Linked DNA regions of Homo sapiens: region 1 is linked to region 2. Evidence: chromatin loops called from intact Hi-C (ENCODE). Cell type or tissue: CD4-positive, alpha-beta T cell. All regions are shown on one strand.

The links. A loop is a pair of places that touch in the nucleus more often than their neighbours do. Peaks named below come from ENCODE experiments on the same cell type or tissue, not always from the same donor. Only the 100,000 strongest peaks of a DNase experiment are listed, where the experiment ranks them.
Region 1: a loop joins it to region 2, with 2.2 times the contacts of the local background. A loop is called at or near these places in 3 of 110 quality-filtered maps.

What each region holds. Positions count from the first base shown.
Region 1 is chr3:119,218,084-119,220,583 of GRCh38, reverse strand. B4GALT4 (beta-1,4-galactosyltransferase 4) reads left to right here. Exons shown (of 8, transcript NM_003778.4): 6 at 1,812-1,934. Among named protein-coding and RNA genes, the nearest start is that of B4GALT4-AS1, 7.2 kb to the left of the region's middle. In CD4-positive, alpha-beta T cell, no CTCF peak of the experiment used is centred here; a DNase peak (open chromatin) is centred at 1,323; H3K27ac peaks cover 861 bases.
Region 2 is chr3:118,954,635-118,957,134 of GRCh38, reverse strand. The region is part of intron 1 of IGSF11 (immunoglobulin superfamily member 11); the gene reads left to right. Among named protein-coding and RNA genes, the nearest start is that of IGSF11-AS1, 13 kb to the right of the region's middle. In CD4-positive, alpha-beta T cell, no CTCF peak of the experiment used is centred here; a DNase peak (open chromatin) is centred at 1,044; H3K27ac peaks cover 1,030 bases.

The DNA.
Region 1 (2,500 bases), 260 kb before region 2:
CAGGAGATCCCCCATTTTTCTGCCTATTTGAATCCTTCCAGGCCCCCTCCTCCTGATGTGGCGACACCTCTCTCCTCAGAACCCTGATAATGTTCACCTCTCTTATTAGGTTATAAACTCTGAGGGCGGGGCTCCCGCATTCCCGTGTTTAGCCAGCCGTCTTGCACATGGCGATATTGGTTTTGATAATCTACCACATCATTCCCTTGTTCTCATGCTGATTGCTTGTTGGTGTCAGCAGGTTATGCCTGCCTTATTACCGCATCCTGATCAGGCAGCTGGTGTTCAGGCAGCTAAGAATCCCTCCCCTCTATAAAATGCATTCTGATAACTATGGTAATGAGACACTGCTAGTAGATGTCTTGGTCAGTGATATTTACCTTCTAAGCACTTTATTTCCTTTTTTTTGTTTTATTATAGGCTGCAAAAATACAATTTCCCAGAATTTTAAGTTAGGGGCATATAAGTAAATCTGCTTCTCTTATGGGTTAAACAGAGTCCCCAGTCTTTTCTCAGAACGTAGAAAGAAACAACTGAACTACAGATTAGCTTTTGGGATGCCACTTGTTTGATGGCCAGTGTCTACATGTTTATTGATCACTCCTTTTGGTTTTTCTTTTTATCTAGAAAATCATAAATATTTTATCGGTCCTGGAACAGTTTGACCTGAAGTTAAAGTTAAAAATTCTCTAGATATTCACATCTTTTTATTTAGTAACATCCAAGTTTTTAAGCTACCTTAACTTGCATTTCTGAATTGTTCAAATGTTATATTTAAGGGATACCTTTATTTCTGAGATTTACAAATTTGTCCACTGATAATAAGAGTCCTATATAACTGGGAGGCTGGGAGGTGCTCTCTAACTTTTACCTCCTGATCTTTCTCCTCTTGCCTCTTTTTCTTTTCGGTATTCCTAGGGTTCCACAGAGCTGAGCCCCTTGGGTCTACCCTTTGTACTCTTCTCACCAACTAGATTGTTGGAGATTTCTCGACCTATGCCTTCAGGTACTACATGATAACAGCTTATTTCCAAAGCCATATCTGTAGTCGTTCCTCTCTTGTGAGCTTGGACCCTGTATCCTTTTGCCTACTGGCAAAGCCCCAGGTGTATCTAAAATTCAGCTTATCTAAAGCATGATTCACTGTCCTTCCTTTCAAAACCTAATTCTTGTTCTGTACAGCCTATTTTCATGAAAAGCACTACCTAGACTCTGTCTGGTTGGCAGGCCAGAAACTTCAGAGGGTGTTGACATGTGTTGGGTTATCCAGGAAACAGACTCTGAGCTGGAGATGCATGTTGAGAAGTGGAGATTTGCATACAGAGTGTGTGCGGGAGCTGTCTCCTGCCTTCAACCCTCCCCTGCAAAAGTGAAAGTGAAAAAAAAGAAAGGTATATTCATCATGACACGCATTCGTGCTGAACCCGGATGCAGCCTCAGAATCCTTCTTAACCCAGTGCCCTTGGCAACTGTTACCATTCCTTGGATTGGCACATGAGATGAAATCTTATCAATATCTGATGGTGTGGTTCACATTGACAGGTATCTCTATAGGCCTCTACACACAAACATCACCATTAACAGCTGGGTGGCACTTTGCTCAGTGAGCAGAGGTGAGCGTTTGTCTAGATAGAGGAAAGAAGACAAGACAGGGAAGGCCAGGAGCATTGGGAGGTGGGTGTCAAGCAGGAGAAGCAGGAGTGGGTGGGTGGAAGTACATGGTCTCCCAGGTGTTCCTAGAACGCCAGCCCTGAAATCAGAGACCTTTGGTGCGAATATTCTTACCATTTCTCTCATCTCTTTTGCTCCAGGTTACGTTACAGTGGATATTTTGGGGGTGTTACTGCCCTAAGCAGAGAGCAGTTTTTCAAGGTGAATGGATTCTCTAACAACTACTGGGGATGGGGAGGCGAAGACGATGACCTCAGACTCAGGTGAACAACAGAGAAAGGTCCCCTTCACGGGGCTCTGCACTCAGTGTGGCTCTGGAGACCTGCATTTATATTTATTCCTTTAGATGCCAGTCCAGCAGGTCACTAGGCTGCAGATTTGGGCTTGAAGGGTGCAGGGGGTGGAGGGAAGGTAGGATGGCCCACATCATTCTGTGCCAGTAGCAGTTTACTTCTGGCCTGGGGGCATTTGGGGTCCAGAAGTGTTGGTGGAGGCCTCATGTACTTGTCGGGAAAGACTTACTGAGACACCAGTGAGTGAGAAACCCCAAACTGCAAGGTGTCTGCTGAACTGCAATTTGGAGACCGGGTTGTTAAGAGCCTCATGCTTTCTGTCAGACCCCTTGGGGACACAGTTCCCAGTGTCCCCCTGCAGGGAGTGCCAGCAGCCTCTGGGGAGCTGCACATGTTGAAGCAGGCAAAGAGGTCCTCTCCTCAAGCGTTAGGCAGCCCTGGCAGCCCTGCACGCTGTGGAGACTGCAGGTGGCCTGACCCCAGGCCTGACTCTGGGCTGTTGACATTACCCTGGGTTCTCTTGGACTGCTTTCTGC
Region 2 (2,500 bases):
TTCTGCCCTTGGACAAGGATTTGCATAGTCAGGTCCACTGCTTCTTAGACCCTCAGATTTGGACTGAGTTACACCCAGGCTTTCCTGGGACTCCTGCTTGTAGATGGAAAATCATGGGACTTCTCAGCCTCTCCAATCTAGTGAGCCAATTCCTCTTAATAAACCACCCCCTGCCCCACAACACACTCACAGAGGCATACCTTGTTTTATTGTGCTTCAGTGTATTATGCTTCACAGATATTACATTTTTCACACATTGAAGGTTTAAGGCAACCCTGCATCTAGTGAGTCTATCAGCACTGTTTTCCCAACAACATATGCTCACTTTGTGTTTCTTTGTCACACTTTGGTAATTTTCACAATATCTCAAACTTTCTCATTATTCTCTGTCTATTATGATGATCTGTGGTCAGTGATCTCTTTTTTCTTAACTCTGCAGCTTTGTAGCAATTAGCAATCTTTGATATTACTGTTGTAATTGTTTCGGGGTGCCATAAACAGCCATATAAGATGGCAAACTTAGCAAATGCTGTGTGTGTTCCGACTGCTCCACTGATCAGCTGTTTGCCTGTCTTTCTCCCCTCTGTCCTGCCTGTTCCCTGAGACAAAACAATATTGAAATTAGGCCAGTTGATAACCCTGTAATAGCCTCAAAGTATTCAAGTGAAAGGGAAGAGCTACACATCTCTTGCTTTAAATCAAAAGCTAGACATGATTAAGCTTAGTGAGGAAGGCATGTTGAAAGCCTAGATAGGCCAAAAGCTAAGCTTCTTGGTGTTAAACACTCAAGTTGTGAATGAAAAGGAAAAGTTTTTGAAGGAGATTAGAAGTGATACTCCAGTGAACACACAACTTATAAGAGAGTGAAACAGCCTTATGGCTGATATGGAGAAAGTTTTGATGGTCTGGATAAAAGATAAAACCGGCCACAACATTTCTGTAAGCCAAAACCTAATCTAGAGCAGTGCCCTAATTTTTTTCAATTCTGTGAAGACAGAGAGGCAAGGAAGGCACAGAAAAATGTTTGAAGCTAGCAGAGGTTGGTTCATGAGGTTTCAGGAAGGAAGTTGTCTTCATAACATGAAAGTACAAGATAAAGCAGCAAGTGCTGATTTAGAAGCTGCAGCAAGTTATGCAGAAGTTCTAGCTAAGATCATTGATGAAGGTACATATACTAAACAACAGATTTTCAATGGAGATGAAAAACAGCCTTCTGTTTGAAGAAAATGCCATCTAGGACTTTCATAGCTAGAGAGAAGTCAATGACTGGATCCAAAGGTTCAAAGGACAGGCTGACTCTCCTGTTAGGAGCTAATGCAGCTGGTGACTTTAAGTGGAAACCAGCACCCATTTACCATCCTGAAAATCCTTGAGCCCTTAAGAATTACACTAAAGCTCCTCTACCTGTGCTTTGTAAATGGAATAACAAAGCCTGGGTGATAGCACATCTGTTTATAGCAGGGTTTACTGAAAATTTTAAGCCACCTGTCGAGACCTACTGCTTGGAAAAAAAAAGATTCTTTTCGAAATATTAATGCTCATTGACAATGCATTTGGCCAGCCAAGAGTGCTGATGGAGCTGTACAAGGAGATTAATGTTGTTTTCATGACAGCTAATGAAACTGGATCCTCATCTCTCACCTTATAGAAAAATCAACTCAAGATTGTTCAAAGACTTTAATACCTGAAACCATAAAAATTATAGATGATAACCCTCACAGCTTAGCTCCCACCTGTGAGTAAGAACACATGATATTTGGTTTTCCATTACTGAGTTACTTCACTTAGAATAATGGTCTCCGGTTCCATCTGGGTTGCTGTGAATGCTGTTATTTCATTCCTTTATATGGCTGAGTAGTATTCCATGGTGTGTGTGTGTATGTGTGTGTGTGTGTGTGTGTGTGTGTGTGTGTGTATGTACATATACATACATACATACCACAATTTCTTTATCCACTCATTGATTGATGGGCATTTGGGCTGGTTCCATACTTTTGCAATTGCAAATTGTGCTGCTATAAACATGCATGTGAAAGTATCTTTTTCATATAATGACATTTTTTCCTCTGGGTAGATACCCAGTAGTGGGATTGCTGGATCAAATGGTAGTTCTACTTTTACTAGTAGTTCTTTAGGGAATCTCCACACTGTTTTCCATAGTGGTTGTACTAGTTTACATTCCCAGCAGGAGTGTAAAATTGTTCCCTTTCTACCTCATCCATGCCAATATCTATTTTTTTTATTATGGCCATTCTTGCAGGAGTAAGGTGGTATCGCATTGTGGTTTTGAAGTGATTTCACCATTTGATAGCATTTACCCACATTTATTCATTCTGTGGTCTATCAATCAAGGAATAACTTCAACTATCAAGTCTTCCTATTTAAGAAATACATTTCATAAGTATTGAAGGAAATTAAAAATGCTACTCCAGTGAACACACAACTTATCCTTTTCATTCACAATTTGGCTGTTTGATGCATTTTGTCACTGCCATAGAGA